Regions from separate parts of the Homo sapiens genome. Here region 1 is linked to region 2. Evidence: chromatin loops called from intact Hi-C (ENCODE). Cell type or tissue: GM12878. All regions are shown on one strand. Each heading gives the region's core, and the rest is flanking DNA. Links, peaks and the distances in the headings are about the cores only.

Region 1 (8,326 bases), core at 66-8,065, 140 kb before region 2:
TCCCCAGAGCACAGGCCCCTCCGACAGAGGCGGACATTGGGTGCCCAGAGCACAGGCCCCTCCGACAGAGGCGGACATTGGGTGCCCAGAGCACAGGCCTCTCCGACAGAGGCGGACATGGGGTGCCCAGAGCACAGGCCCCTCCGACAGAGGCGGACATTGGGTGCCCAGAGCACAGGCCCCTCCGACAGAGGCGGACATTGGGTGCCCAGAGCACAGGCCTCTCCGACAGAGGCGGACATGGGGTGCCCAGAGCACAGGCCTCTCCGACAGAGGCGGACATGAGGTGCCCAGAGCACAGGCCCCTCAGGGCGGGCAGGAGGCCGCTGAGACAAGGAGCCAGCACGGAGGGTCTGACTGCAGGACCAAGGGTTTCAGCTGAATTTTCATGGGCAACAGGCAGTCCCTGAGGGTTCTGGGGAAGAGGGGGGTTGATGGGAAGAGGGGGGTTGATCTACTGTCTACTTTAGGCCAAAACATTAATCTCTTTGAGTCACACTAAGAAAAAAAAATAAATGAACGGTGTTGTGGGGCAGTGGGGAGGCTCCTGGAAACAGTTCTGGAAAGACGGCGGCCACCTGTGCAGCGGCAGCACGTGCCAGGTACCATCACCCACAACACCACAACCACCCCACGGGAACTGCCATCCTCTACAGAGGCCACCGAGGTCCGGAGAGGAGTGCCTTGTCCAAGCTCACCTGCCCTGGGCCACCAGGTGGCACAGCCTCCCCCAGGTGAGGGTGGAACGGCAGGGCAGCTGCTGCCCACTGAGCCGCCTCACCAGGCCTGCAGGGACTGCTTCTGGAAGCTGCTGTGGGTCAGCCCTGTCCCTGTCCTCATAACCCCGCATCCCCTGCCCCGCCTGGGTGTGCACGTGTCCGCTGGCAGGCCAAGACCTGGAATGCAGAGAGAAGCCAACGAGCAGACCTCCAGCTTGGCTGCTGGTGCTCAGCACGTCAACCACCTTGGCAAGTCCACTCTTCTGCAGCCTCCACACACTGTGTCGGGAACAGCTGGGCTCCAGCTAAGAACCCTGGAGTGGATCAAAGAAACTCACTCTGGAGCTTTGAAGCACGTGTTTTGGTGTGTCCCGGCAGCAACGCTGCTCAGTTCACAGTGGGAGCGGAATCGCTGGCTCTCACTCAGAGTGCCTCTGTTCTCCCTCAGGCTCCTTCCTCCCCGTCTGCAGACCCAAAGGCCACTAGGCTCCTGCCGCAGCTGGCATATGGAAGGCCCGGGAGCTCACGGCGGTCACTCACCTTGCCCTGCTTAACACAAAGGAGTCTTTGACCATGACCACTGGGCCCAGCTCGGGACATTCGGAGTCGTGGTACTGGCTGCAGTCTTCACACCCTGCAAGCAGACATCCGGGCATTAGAGCACCCAGGGAGGGAGACACCTAAAGAACACAAACCTGGGAAATGGGGACCCTGGCCCCATGAGGGTGACCCAGAGTCATGAGACACATGCATGCCGACACTGCAAAGACAAGCAAGGGAGGGTGCATTGGATGGCAGAAGGCCTGTGTCCCGAAGGCCTCTGTCAGCACTCGTGCACACATGAGGAGTGCAAAGGCAGGACACGCCCCCAGGGAAAGCTCTAGCTCCGCCGCACGCCTCAAATCAAGCACGGTCACCTCCATGGTGACGAAGACCAAGACCCTCCCCAAAGAATGAGCATAAATGAAAATGGCCAATGTTAGCAGGTTCATCCCTCCTGCCTAGCCCTGGATTACTTTTCTGAATCAAGTGCTACCCCCTGCAAAGTGCCCTCGGCCAGGAGTTCTGAGAAAGGTGATCCTATTAAAACCATACCCCTGTAGTGTACTGCTTATTAAATAAATGTTTCATAGGGAAATTTTAAATATATAGCTTTTCTATATTATAAAAACCAAATGTAGACGTGGCTTTGCCCAGACAGCAAGCGCCACGCCCATCTGTGTTCTATGACATAGGGCTGGTCTCGGACCTGGGACAGGTCCCTGGGTCACTTACAGATGAACATGATCTCTTCGCTCCCATCTTCAGCCATCTCTGACACCTGTCAGGATACAAGAGAGCCTCATTAATGACAAGCTCTTACCAAAATACTTTTGTTTTGTTTTTGAAATTGAGCTCCCTCTGTTGCCCAGGATAGATAGAGTACAGTGGCAGGATCTTGGCTCACTGCAACCTCTGCCTCCCAGGTTCAAGTGATTCTCCTGCCTCAGCCTCCTGAGTAGCTGGGACTACAGGTGTGAGCCACCACACCCAGCTAATTTTTGTATTTTTAGCAGAGACGGGGTTTCACCATGTTGGCCAGGCTGGTCTCGATCTCTTGACCTTGTGATCCGCCTGCCTCGGCCTCTGAAAGTGCTGGGATTACAGGTGTGAGCCACCGTGCCTGGCCTCTTACCAAAATAATGTTTAAAGACAATTCCTACTAAAGGCCTCCTCCAGCCAGTACAGGAACATTACGTGGTGTTCTAAAGAGAGCACACAGTGGGGTCTCCTCTTATTGTGGGATGGGGCTGGGATCCCTGAAACATCTTCTCACCTCAAATAATGTTATTTTTAATGAAAGCAATGGATTTGAATGGCCTCATGAACTCAGACTTTCATCTTTTCATATTAGCCATCAATTTCCATTTTTAAAACAAATATATCACCTTTTTTTGGTGACAGGGTCTTGCTCTGTCGCCCAGGCTGGAGTGCAGTGGTGTGATCAAGGCTCACTGCAGCCTCTACCTGCTGGGCTCAAGCAATCCTCCTACCTCAGCCTCCCAAAGTGCTGGGATTATGGCACAAGCCATCGTGCCCACCTATATCACCATTTTTAAAAAGCCGGTTGTCACTTTTTTTCCCCTCACTCCTAACCTATGCCTGGTGCCCCATAAACACTTGCTTCTCTGGGGACTAAATCAATGCGTGACGTTGTGGAGGACTCTCGTGCTCCCACATAAGCTGTTATCAGATCCAATAATTCTATTCCCTATCCATCCTTGAGGTTCACCTCCAGAAACACTTGCATAGTGGGTAGATGAGCATAAACTGACACCCCCCACACACATATATTCACAGGGTGGATCTAGACATTGTTCATTCTGGGGCCTCACATTCCTGGGCTGTAAAATGGAAATAAAAACACCCACCTCATGCAGTTTGGGAGGAGCATAAAGTGAGATACACACAGTATGTGCCACCAAATGATTATTCCTCCTCTGCCCCCCCCCAATCCCCAACTGTGCGCACCGGCATGTCCTTCCTGCAACCTGCTTCTCTGATGCCCGTTGCTGAGTGGTTTAGGAAAGTGTGCATGCTGGCACTTCTTGAATGCTGATTCCACACGCCCTCCACCCCGCTCATCCCCAGCAGCTTGAAGGGTGAAAAGCAGACCGTGCAAAACTCATATGGAAACTCACAGTCACTGAACTTGTGTGTCTGAGAGCAGTGCCGGGTTGAAAACTTCAAGTTAGGAGAGTGAGTTAGCTACAAGGAAGTGAGGCAGAGGAAAGAGAGTTCCAATTTGCCCTTAAAATGCCAGAAATAACAAGGGGAGGGGGGTGAAATTTTCTCCCAAAACAGCACTGTATCTTCTTTTCCTGGGAACACACATTCACGTTCAAAGGTATCTCGTGCGGCTCTAGCAAGTGTGACTCAGTTTCATAGCCGCATTCGGCCTTGCCTGCCCCAGTTCCTGTGGATGGGCACCTCGGCGCAAATAGGGACCAGTCTGGGATGGGGGCTCAGCTGGGCAGTGAGCAGGAGATGAACAGGACAAAGGGCAGAAGAAACCCAGAGTGGGGTGGGGAGGGCGCACGCTTTCATGAGTTGCTGCTGTGCTACTGGAGGTGTAGGACCTGCGTGCCCCCTGCAGGAACCCACGTGACTCACGGTCAGGAGCTTGGGCGATGGGAACGATAGGCCTTAAGAGGCGCCCCACACTGCGGTCAGATCACCGCAGAACACAGAGTCCCAACAAAGGTATTGGAATCGGAGTGGGAGGATGGAAGGAAGTCGTCCTGGCCTTGCTTACTTGGGAGCCTGCACGAATCCCCTGAGGCCTTGTGTGGCCGCCTCTCCCCGGGGCAGACCTTGCCTCTGGCCTACACCTCTCACAGACTGCCCACCCCTTCTAGGTGCCCCCAAAAAAGGTCCCCTCTGAGCGGAGCTGCTGGGAGAGGAAACCCAGAAGAGAGGGGCGAGGGAAGCTGGAGAGCAGGGTTTTAGCCCCCTGTGCTGCACTCTGATTCTATGTAAATGTCCGAGTCCTGGCAATAAGGGTCCCGATTAGCAGCATCTGGTCCCCAAAATGAGGCCTCTCTAAAACGGCTCCTCTGGGCCCAAGATCAGAGGCCACAGCCACCCTGGGCTGCAGATCAGGCCTGATAAACGGAGCATCTTCAAAGTCTTTGCTGTCTTGGCAAAACTCCCTTTAACACTCAGAAAGTGCCTTCATAGAAGGGGAAGTGTGGTCTCCAGACCTCTAAGGCACACAAGACATCCCAGAACAAGGCACACAGGAAGTACTGTTTCAGGGAAAAGGAGAGGAAAAAAGAACTAGAAGTTCGAGATCCTGGGCAGGCGTGTGGCTCACGTCTGTAATCCCAGCACTTTCAGAGATGAGGACGGGCGATCACTTCAGGTCAGGAGTTCGAGACCAGCCTGGCCGACATGGTGAAACCCCATCTCTACTAAAAATACAAAAACTAGCCAGGCGCGGTGGCACGTGCCTGTAATCCCAGCTACTCGGGAGGCTGAGGCAGGAGAATCGCTTGAACCAGGGAGGTGGAGGTTGCAGTGAGCTGAGATCACGCCCCTGCACTCCAGCCTGGGCGACCGAGTGAGACTCCACCTCAAAAAGAAAAAAAAAAAAAAAGTGTGAGGTCCCCCTATCTCAACCACCAATCCTGGGAAGACTTACCTTACATTAGTGATTTCAAAATGTGGTCCCTGGACCAGGAACCAGCAGTGCCAGCACTGCTTGGGAACATTTCAGAAATGCACATCCTTGCCTCCCACCCCCAGACCTGATGAATCAGGCTTGGCAGAGGGCCCTGCACTCTGTTTGCAAAACCCTCCACGTGGTTCGGATGCAGCTCAAGTCTGAGAACCACTGCTCTGCCTGAAAAATCTCTTTACAATTTATATGACTACTACTACAAAAACTAACTAAACACACCTGCCATCACAGTAAGACCACAGTAATAATATCAGGAAACCAAACTTATCAGAAATGTCAATTAAGCTCAGACCAGGACCATCTGCATCTAACCTGGTGGTAAACGGGAAATGGGGGGTGACTTCAGGCAAATGGGGGGTGACTTCAGGTTCCTTACACGGAACGCTCCGTGAAGACACCTGTTAAAAACAACTTTGAAAAAGAAGGCTGAAGTGACAGACTCAGTCTACCTGACTTCAAACTTAATTATCAAGCTACCATCATAAAAACTTTGATACCGGTGAGAAGGTGGACAGAAATCAATGGAACAAAACAGACAACCCAGAAATAGACCTAAACAAACATGCCCAAAGCATTTTTTTTTTTTTTGAGATGGAGTCTTGCTCTGTCGCCCAGGCTGGAGTGCAGTGGCGCGATCTCAGCTCACGGCAACCTCCGCCTCCCAAGTTCAAGCGATTCTCCTGCCTCAGCCTCCCGAGTAGCTGGGATTACAGGCACGTGCCACCACACCCAGCTAATTTTTGTATTTTTAGCAGAGACGGGGTTTCACCATGTTGGCCAGGAGGGCCTCGATCTCTTGACCTCGTGATCTGCCCACCTCGGCCTCCCAAAGTGCTGGGATTACAGGTGTCAGCCACCGCGCCTGGCCTGCATTTTTTTACAAAGACAAAAGCGGATTGGATTTTAAAATCCAAGCGAGGAAGGGCAACCATTTCAGCAGTTAGTGCAGGAACAACTGGGCATCCACAGTTCATTCAAAGAAATGAACTATAACTTCATATCTTACTAGAAAATTAACTCAAAATGGATCACAGTCTTAAAACATAAAATATTAAATAATAATAGAACTTAGAAAAACAGAGAAAATCTTTGGGCTCTAGGGCAAGCCACAGTTTTTAGGCTTGTCACCAAAAACACAATCTATAAAAGGAAAATCATTTGCATCTTCATTCAGAAGGCAACAGGCAACCCAAAAACCAACATGTCAAAAAGTAAAAACATCTGGATGCTCCTGACAAAGTCTCTCTGCCCCCACCTCCTACATCTTAGGACGCAGTTGTCAGAGAGACCTGGAACCGCTGTGACCTCTCTCGCCTCCCTCTGACACCCGCCCATCACCCACTACCTGCAGCCCCCCTTACTACCTCCCTTGGCCACATCCCACTTTCTCCCACCTGTAAGGCTGCAAAGGGTCTCCAGATAACTCTTCCTCCTCTGCCTGGGCCGCCAACCCATTTTCCACACTGCAGAGCAGTTCTTCTAGAACATAAATCCAATCACATCGCTTGCCAGCCTGAAGCTTCACTGGCTTCCCACTGTCCCAGGAACAAAACCCAAACTCCTGCACATGACCAGGCACTGCCTTTCTCAGCAGCCTTCTCACCTCACCTCCCCACCCCCACCCTCTCCAGCCACGCTTCCCGGAACGCCAAGCTGGGTCCTGCCTCTGGGCCTTTCCACATGCTCGCCCCCCAAGGCTGGCCCTCTCCCCAGCCCTCTCTGCAATGCCCGCTCACTCCTCAGTCCCCACTCCCCACTCCCCTGCTCAGTCCTCACTCCCCAGCCCTCTCTGCAAGTTCCCACTCCCCTGCTCACTCCTCACTCCCCAGCCCTCTCTGCCATGCCTGCTCACTCCTCAGTCCCCACTCCCCACTCCCCGGCTCACTCCTCACTCCCCTGCTCACTCCTCACTCCCCAGCCCTCTCTGCCATGCCTGCTCACTCCTCAGTCTTAGCTTAACGTCACTTCTTCAGGGAGGGTCTCCCTGATCCACCTGTCCACAGCGTGGCATGCTTTCTAAAAGCGCTCTGCGATTTCCTTCACAGCACCGTCACCCGTGTAGCCATGCCTGTGTGTGACTGATCTCATGTCTCTCCCACCACACTTCAACGGCCAAGAGGGCAAGGCTTGTGGCAGCCTTGCACAGTGGGATATACTTGGACCCTCCTCGGCACCAGCACACGGGACAGGTCAACGTCTGATAAGAGAATCAGCCACTTCCTGGTACACCCCCTAACACACCCCAGGCTGTGGACGCGAGGTCCACCCCAGGCACAGCCACTTCCCCTCAGTCCACCATGGGGGTTCCACCGTCTTTCAAGACAGAGCCCTAACCTCACCCTCCCTGACACCTTGCTCCCTTCAATTACTCTCACATCCTCTGTGATCCCCCCAAAAAGCTGACTCTTCCTAAACCACTATCTCAGTTTCACATAATGTCATGCACATGGTCTGTTTTTTCTACTAGATTTATTTTCTTTCATTTTATTTTGACACAGTCTTGCTCTGTCACCCAAGCTGGAGTATAATGGTCCCATCACAGCTCACTATAGCCTCAAACTCGTGACCTCCTGCGATCCTCCAGCTTCAGCCTCTCAAGTAGCTGGGACTACAGGCACGCACCACCATGCCCAGCTAATTTTTTAATTTTTTGTAGAGATTTGGTCTCACTATGTTGGCCAGACTGGTCTCAAACTCCTGGCCTCAAGCAATCCTCCTGCTTCAGCCTCCCATTTTGGATTACAGGTATGAGACCCCACGCCCAGCCTCTACTAGATCTTTAACCATGAAAGACAGAAGCTTAAAAGTGACTTTTCCACTCACTCCTTTTGTTCAATTCTTATGTATTTTGTATGTAGCACCCTATGTATAAGAGAGCCCTGATAAATCTTTTGACCTGACACCTTCTTCACCTCCAGATAATTAAGAGTGGTTGGAAAGTTCCAAATGTTTCATTTGCACAAGTTACGCCAAGAAAGTTCAGAAGTTTAGTCAGATTAGCACTAAGATCTGGAGGAGAAATTTTACATGTTCCATATAAAAAGGGATTTTAAACTTTTATATTATTGTTTTCGATATTTACAAAGCACCTAGCAAGGTTCCAATGCTACCACAATGACCTGCGCTTGGCCTCTGCCATCCCCCGTCCATGACAGGAGGTGGCCCCGGCCTGGGGTCTCTCTCCTTAGTGGCCTCCAGGGACCACCCTGGTCTGGCTTTGGCCAGGCCGCTGCCTTCCCTCCACTTGACACTAAGCCTGTGTATGGGGTTCCTGGTTCACGTACTTGAAAGAAAGTTCAAACAAAGCCTGTGCTACTGAAGAAATCTTGCAAGCCAACAATGCTGTTCTTGGAATCTGCAGCCTGGCACCCACAAGACCATCTTA
Region 2 (8,326 bases), core at 145-8,144:
CAAAAAAACAAAAAAACAAAAAAAAGATTAGAAGTGTTGAAGAATAAGTTTGTTTTCTTTCTTATGCTATTTGCCTTGCAATCTCATGAATACTATTTTCTTACCAAATCACATTTTCAACAATAGCACAAAGGAAACTTTAGCCTAGTTCTAAATTTAATTAAAGAGTTTAAACTGATATTTCACTGAAATGCTCTTCAAATCTAAACATGAGAAGAGGAGGCCTAGTGGTAGAGTGCAAGCTCTGGTGCCAGACACTTGGGTTGAGATGCCAGTTCCTTGCAGGCTGGCTGATTGTCCTTGGGTGTTTCTGTTAGCCTCTCGGTGTGGCAGATCCCTCACCTGAGTTAGGAATGACAACTGTGCCCTCCTCTTGCAGGGTTGTTGCAAAGAGTTCATCTAAAGAAAACTCAACAAATGTGCACTTAACTTTCAGAAATTGCAGGATTAATAGGCATCTAATTCAGTATCAAAGAAAGTGGGCAGATTAACCCCACCATACTCTCGATGCAGACAAAGCCATTTCATGCAGAGACAATGCCTGACTCTGTGTATTTGACCCTTTATTTAGGCTTCTGTTCCTCTAACACCTCATCCTTTTCATTTTTTTTTTTTTTTTCTAGACAGGGTCTCGCTCTGTTGCCCAGGCTGGAGTGCAATGACTCAGTCTTGGCTCCCTGCAACCTCTGCCTCCTGGGTTCAAACGATTCTCCTGCCTCAGCCTCCTGAGTAGCTGGGATTACAGGCGTGCACCACCACGCCCAGCTAATTTTTGTATTTTTATATAGTTGGGGTTTCACCATATTAGCCAGACTGGTCCCGAACTCCTGACCTCACGTGATCTGCCTGCCTCGGCCTCCCAAAGTGCTGGGATTACAGGTGTGAGCCACCACAGCTGGCTCATCCCTTTCATTTTATAATGCCATATTTTCTTTCAAATATTGTTAAGACATTTATTTTTAAGATTACATGAATCCCAAGTAACTATCTGTGACGGTTTTATCTTTCTCTAGCGGGCAAACTGTAGATGAACCAAACTTGACCCCAGCTCATTTGTAGGTTCTCTTCTGGCCTTTGCTGGTTACCCCAGCCACCAGGCTCTTCAGGAAGAGCCCAGAGTCTCCTAGGCTGTCAACCTGGGAGTGGCCACACACGGTATACAATTCCTTCTGACTCCCTGATAAGATGCGACTCAATTTAACCGACTGAGACACAGGACTTTGCTTCTAGAGATGATGCCTTTAGCCTGTCCACAAACAACTACTTTGGTCAGACTGTACCAAGTTTCTGTCCACTCCCGCCTACCATCCTTTCAAAGTAAATGGTAAATTTTAATTCCTCTATTTTTTTAAAAAATTATTCTATTTGTGACTACTTGATAATTTCCCTTCCTTTTTCTTCTCTTAGTCATTTAAATTTTCCTTAATCCTACTATACTTTCTTTACATCTATTTGTATGAAGAAACCCTTACCATCTTTTACAGAGATCAGCAGAAAAAGACATAAGCTTATAATGTTACACGTATTGACTCAGCTGGGTACTGAGGAGTTTTTAGCACTAATAATTTTTGACAAAGCTAGTTCAGATGTTGCCACAGGGAAAAGCTGTAACACAGAATTAAAGGTACAGATTTAAAGGCTTGGATAGTCTTTGTCAAAAGGGGTTCTTAAACTCAACTTGGTGGTTTAAAACTAGCAATTAAAAAATAAATGACTAGGACAGAGTAGAAAATATCAGAATGCATCAAATGTCATAAGGCTAATTATGAGCTTGAGAAACTTTTGTTTCTATTATATATATGTACATACCCACATAAGCAAGCATGGACTGGATTGAGATGTAAAATGTATTCCTTCCTGTGGGTCAGTCAAAATATTTTGAGAGCCACTGTTCTAGGCTAACCAACCTCTTTGAGCCTCAGTTTACCTCGCCATAAAATAAGGATAATACTAGCAGCTACCACATAATGCTATTGTGGGAATTAAATAAGATAATAATAGTCGCTACCATTTATATAGCACCTAACTGTACAGGAACCTACACTACAAACTATACCAGAAACTTCTCATGTCATTCATTCATCAAAATGGGATCAAAGAAGGTGTGAAGGAGGCGAGGGATGAGCCATGGAGATAAATGGAGGAAGAACATCACAACAAAGGGAGAAGCTAAGGCAACAGGAGGGATGGAGCAGTGTGTGCTGGGAGCCATGTAAGATGACATCTGAGAGGCAATAAGAAGTAAGACCGTCTAGGGCTGGGAGACCTCCAGAAGAACTTTATTTTTTACTATGGATGAAATGGACAGCCATTGAAGATTCTGAGCAGAGGAATGACAAAGACCTGAATTACATTTCCAAAGGATTGCTCTGGCTCTGTTGTTGAGATTAGACAACAGAGGGTAGGTTATGGGGGAAGCTGCGGGCCAGCTTGCAGTCCACTGTAATGACCCAGATGAGAGAGGATGGTGGCTGGGACCAGGGTGGTAGCAACGGAGGTAAAGGCAGAGTCATTAGAATTTCTAGTGGACAGACTGCAGGAGAAAACAGAAGGTGTGGAGTTAAGTATTCTGCCAAAATAACTGGAAGGGCATCCTTAGGAGAGATGGGGTTTGACAGAAAAACCAGGAGTTCAGATTTTTTAAAGAATTCAGTTTTGATATCCTACACGTGAGCAGCAACCTGTTCATCAATGTACCCTTTATGAGCCTCCATCTCCGCCTTACTGTCCCTACTTCCTTTCTTGTGCTTCCTGGGATCAGTTCCCAAATAAACGTCTACCTCTGAATCCTTGTCTTGGGGTCTACTTTTGGGGGAATCCAAACTAAGACACAAACAGAACTCGAAGCACAGGTAACGGCTAACCACTTCACACTAAAACCTCCCTTCCAAGGGCTTGTCCTGGCCCTTTAGTGTGAAGACTAAACCAAGGGGAGTTTTCTACATCCCTGGACCTGAAGCAAATGGTATTCCACAGACCGTATGCATCCCGTTGCCAAAAAAGCAACATTTGTGTCCCTTTTGTTTAGAAAGGTTTCCTTCTTTATGCATTATTCAAAGTATCATGATCCCTATTTCTGCTCTAAGTCACTGCTTCAAATTTCTTGGATCACAGACCTCTATCTTCTTTGGATGAAAACATCTATGGACTAGGGGACAATAATAAAGTCATTCAAAGTTAAGTTGTAAGAGAAATACTCACTGTCCCTGAAAATTATTGGGGATTTAAAACTTAACTTTCCTATAACCTCCATTTAGAGCCATCACACCTGCCTGAAAAGTGCCTCAAGATGTCCAAATTCCTGATACACAAGTGCAGAATAACTTTATAGAGTATTTATTTTCCATTCCATTCAGTAGAACAGTAACTAGGTACTTAATAACAGCTAAAATTTGGGTGTTTATTCTGTCACATACACAAAAATAAAGAAGTTATTTTTATGTATTAACTCAATATTTACATCAACCATAGGAGGTAGGTACTATTATTATCCCCATTTTACAGATGAGAAAACTGAGGCACAGACGGTCAAGTAACATGCTCAACGTCATAGAGATAAGTAGCAGAGCAGGATTCACATCAGCTGGCTTGGATCCAGAGGCTAAGCTCTTAACCCCTACACGACACTGCCTCTAGTTTCCTCTTCCAATTCTCGTATCATCTTCTGAACTAGACAGTGTCATCAATCCTTTTTACAAACAAATGAGAAAACTGAGGCATTGAGAGGTCAAGTCATTTGCCTAAGGTCACCCAGACAATTATAGACTTATGGCTAGCATCTGTCTAGTGTGTGCTAGAACCCTTCTAGACATGGAAGATATCAATTTAACAAGTATGGCCCTGCCTCATGGAGCTTAAGGTCTTGTGCAGGAAGAGAACAGGTCAATTCATCAGCCTAGTCCAGTATGCTGAGCAGCAGACAGGATGTTTGCAGAGGTAGAGACGCAGTATAGATGACAGGCATCAGAGCCAGGTGAGATGGAGGCCAGGAAGGGCGTTCTACGAAGAAAGTTTTATAGGGAATGCTGGGAAGAGATAGGAAGGATGAAGGACATTTCGAGGGACGAGTATTTATTTTCCATTCCTTTCAGTAGAACAGTAACTAGGTACTCAATAACAGCTATAATTTGGGTGCTTATTCTGCCACACACACAAAAGAAAACACTTTTAATGTATTAACTCAATATTGACATCAACCCTAGGAGTTAGGTACTATTATTATCTCCATTCTACAGATGAGAAAACCGAGGCACAGAGGGTTAAGTAACATGCTCAATGTCAGACAGATAATAAGTAGCAGGGCAAGATTCACATCAGCTGGCTGGGCTGCAGTACATGCAACACTACAGAGACAAGACAGAGCAGGAGGAATCCAAGGGAACCACAGGTGGCTTTGCCTGGTGAAAGGTAAAGGTACACATAGGGGAGGAAATGCCCATGAGGCTGGAGGAAGATGGAGGCATGAGCGCCCTGGGGGCTAAAATATGTCATCTGAGGATCTTGCACAGGAAAGCAACATTGTCCATTCTCCCCAGTACCCCAGGATCTAGAGACTCTAGATGTCTAGATAGGAGACAGGGGTAGCTAGGAGATGCAGATCCCTCACCTTCACATTAAGGCCCTTGTTTTTTTTACATTTTAATTCAATTATTAAGTTTTGAAAACAATGTACCCTTTCCTAGTCTGGCTGCAGACAGACAATTAACATATTGAATTTTTGTGTTTTAATGACAGTCAGTATATTTGAGTTTAACAATTACCTAAAAATATAAAATGCTCCATCCATCAAGAATGTAAGTAAAAAGGGGGAAAATCACAACTGCTGACGATCACGAGATAATCCAGCAAGACTGTTTGTGGCTGGTGGCTGTGTACACCGAATCCTCAAAAACTTTTGATTTCTCTGCTCTTCTGCTGTCAGATAAGGCGAGCTTTGTTGCCGGGTGTACTTTCTCCTCAGTGTATTTTTCAGATCTAGACCGATAAGTTTGCTGGCACATCACTCCAAATTTCCATGCAGGTTTTCATTATGAGTAATCAGGGCCTCCGACTTACAGAAGCAGTGCATCTTACACATAAACACGCACTGCTGCCACCACCGTCTACGCCCCTCCTTTCCACGGCTCATCTCCACCTGACTCATCACGGCAGAACTTCTGCCACTTCAGTCATGGTGGAAAAACCTTGGAGCTCTTAAAAGACCAGTGGGTGAAATTTGGAGAAAAGGTCTATTTACGAGCAACAGAAAAAACTAAGAGGAAAACCCCCCAGGAAAACCAGTTTCTAAAATAGGGCCGGCTTGCTTACCACTTTGATCCTCGCACACAAATAGCTTCCCAAAGCCTTCCTGGATTGTTTCTACTTCATGTCTTCTGAAATTTCAAAATGAGAGAATCTTTATGGTTAACAATTCACAGAAGACCTTACAGTTCCATGGAAAAGCCTTTCGAATCAGTCTATTTGTCTCAAATCCTGGCTCCGCCACCTATTAGGCATGGAACCTTCTAAAGATGACTCAACCTTTCTGACTAGTTTCCTTACCTGTTAAACATGGCTAACACTACCCACCACATAGGATTTTTATGAAGGACAGAAGAGGCAACATGTTTGAAAGCCCCAGTACGTTCAGCACTTCCCATGTGGCACATGCACATCTTCCTTCCTTCTCCACTTCCCCTCACAGATGCTTGCGTGGGCCTGCTACCCACCACACATCACAAGAGGTGCTGGTGATGGGGAGATGAGTAACTGGCCTGCTTCTTGTTCTCCTGTAGCTCACATTTCCATGTTAGGACAGACAATAATTAACAAAGGATGTGAAGAATGCTACGGGAATACTGATTCCAGGAAGCAATTAATTTGGCCAGGGTGTAGGAGGGTGGAAGAGTGAATAGTGGGAACTATTCACTATTAACTATGAGTGAATAGTCCTAAGGAAGGCTTGGGACTCATCACTCCTTTGACAATTATAATACAAGCTGAATATCTCTAGTCCAAAAACCCAAAACTACTTTCTGAGCAACGACATGATGCACAAAGGAAAGGCTCATTAGAGCATTTTGGACTTTTGGATTAGGGACGCTGAACCACTGGGTATAATGAGAATATTTCAAAATCCCAAACAATCTGAAATCTGAAACACTTCTGGTCCCAAGCATTTCAGATAAGGGATAGTCAACCTCTAATACTAAAGGTTCCATTCTTTACATTTCTACTATAGACGCTTTTCAGAAATGCTCATCTGGCCTTGCTGGGGCTTAAAACCTTCCAAGGGCTTGCCCTGGCCTCAACTTCCAATTCCCTGGAATGGCTACAAAACCCTTCAGAACTGGATTCCAGAAGATTATTTCATACCATCACTTCAAATTCCTCAGGTAATAAATGCTAAGGGGGTGGGGGACTCATATCTCACATCTTTTTTTTTTTTTTTTGAAGAGTCTCACTCTGTCACCCAGGCTGGAGTGCAGTGGCATGATCTTGGCTCACTGCAACCTCCGCCTCCTGGGTTCAAGCAATTCTCCTGTCTCAGCCTCCTGAGTAGCTGGGACTACAGGCGCCAGCCACCAGGACTGGCTAATTTTTGTATTTTTAGTAGAAATGGGGTTTCACCATATTGGTCAGGCCGGTCTCGAACTCCTGACCTCAGGCGATCTGCCCACCTCGGTCTCCCAAAGTGCTGGGATTACAGGCCAGCCACCTGTAAGATATGAGCCACCGCGCCCGGCCTCATATCTTAACATAAATTAATTCAATGCAAATACTTTCCTCTTTATAGAGTGTTAAATCAGTTGTATGGAATTAAGATTTTTGAGGGAGAGGGAAGGTAGGCAATTTCGAATATAGAGCATTCTAGTGAGAAGCAGAGGAAAGCAAAGCGACTTGGCACTCAGAAGGGTACCAGGGGGTGAGTGAGGGGGTGAGAAACAGAGATGGAAAGGGATCAAAATAATCTCACCTACTTGGACTAGTGTCATAGCTAAGGTACACTATAAATTAAGTTGGCTCCCAGACTAGCCACAAAACTGCTACTACCAGTTCTACAGGAAAATGGCTCTTTACATCCAGCATCAACCTAGATTTCAACTCTGGGAACATGGGTCCTTTGGAATGTTGGGGATTGCTTCTATAGTCCTAACCATGATACTAGAAAAAAGAGGGAATGCATGTAACACAAGGCAAATACCTAGTTAAAAAAACAAAGCATCTACATTTGACTTTGGAACATAAACACACACACACAGACTGCTTATCCCCAAACCCTCATTTCAGGATTTAGCCGTAACACCTACCATTGGATTTTACTATTTGATGGTGATAGGAAGTTGCCTCTGAGTTTCGGTCTTATCATCACTCACTTGGTGACAACGCAAATATCCTCAGATTTCAAACCTAGACTAGCTTATCCAATCCTTCAAGAGGAGTCATGTTACTATCTTGTATTCCATTTCACCACACTTTCAGTCTCTAACAAGGGGGTTTGATTTTGGTTTGATGGTTGTTCTTGGCCACATTCAGGAGAATGATCCTACTCCAACATAGTTCAAGCTCCTTTGCACCTTAGCAGAGCAGACTCTGGTCACAGCCTTTGCTGTTTTCTTCCAGCCACTACACAGCCATTCCACCTCCTGTTAACAGCCCCATGATTTTGCTATAGAAGAACTGCTCTTGTCCCACTGTGTGCTACAGCCTGATGTGCTCCTCTCCCCTACCTCTGGGCTAACCATACAACCAAAGCCAAACCAATCAGAAACTTTGTCCTCGGAATATGAATCCTGAGAAGAATGACAAAGGCAATAAATAAATGAAGCTGACTTATCTCAACGGAGGCCTGAAAATGCAACCTTGCTAGTGCCTGCTACATAGATTCCTGGAGTTAGCTTGGTTTTTGTCCTTCTTCCTGGCCCAGTTTTTTAGCTTTTCTTTTAAGTCCAAGAGCAACCCTGTATCTTTACAATAAACTACTTTTTCCATTCAAGCCAGACAGTTTCTGTTCTTGTTATTAAAGAACCCTAATATATTTCCACGTGGTATTCACTGTTCCTTGTCATGCCTTCCAAACCCATCCTAATACAGCTTCTAGACTGAGCTTCTTAGAACAAAGCTTTGATCGCTCACCCAACATACACGTTAAATATTCCTATTATTAATTCAACTTATTTACTGAATTCCAATTCTGTACAAGGCATGGTTAGATTTATCTGAAATATAGGGGTGCACCAAACAGACAAGACCCCCACTTTCTAGTGAGATAAATCAGATGCTAAGGAAACAAATAAAAAAGACAACCTCAGATTCTGCTAAAAGTTATGGTGGAAATAAATAAGGT

What was found. Hi-C counts contacts between places; a loop is a spot of excess contacts. Peaks named below come from ENCODE experiments on the same cell type or tissue, not always from the same donor. Only the 100,000 strongest peaks of a DNase experiment are listed, where the experiment ranks them.
Region 1: a loop joins it to region 2, with 4 times the contacts of the local background. A loop is called at or near these places in 34 of 110 quality-filtered maps.

The regions. Positions count from the first base shown.
Region 1 is chr21:41,858,333-41,866,658 of GRCh38, forward strand. PRDM15 (PR/SET domain 15) reads right to left here. Exons shown (of 24, transcript NM_001040424.3): 2 at 1,995-2,040; 3 at 1,260-1,353. The coding sequence starts at 2,031. Among named protein-coding and RNA genes, the nearest start is that of PRDM15, 17 kb to the right of the region's middle. RefSeq lists enhancers at 6,373-6,462, 6,983-7,042, 7,343-7,392. In GM12878, for the core only: a CTCF peak has its summit at 3,861 (motif pointing left); a DNase peak (open chromatin) is centred at 7,289; H3K4me3 peaks cover 4,591 bases; H3K27ac peaks cover 5,202 bases.
Region 2 is chr21:41,997,590-42,005,915 of GRCh38, forward strand. ZBTB21 (zinc finger and BTB domain containing 21) reads right to left here. Exons shown (of 3, transcript NM_001098402.2): 2 at 5,308-5,372. Among named protein-coding and RNA genes, the nearest start is that of ZNF295-AS1, 7.4 kb to the right of the region's middle. In GM12878, for the core only: no CTCF peak of the experiment used is centred there; DNase peaks (open chromatin) are centred at 5,122 and 5,609; H3K4me3 peaks cover 1,441 bases; H3K27ac peaks cover 2,513 bases.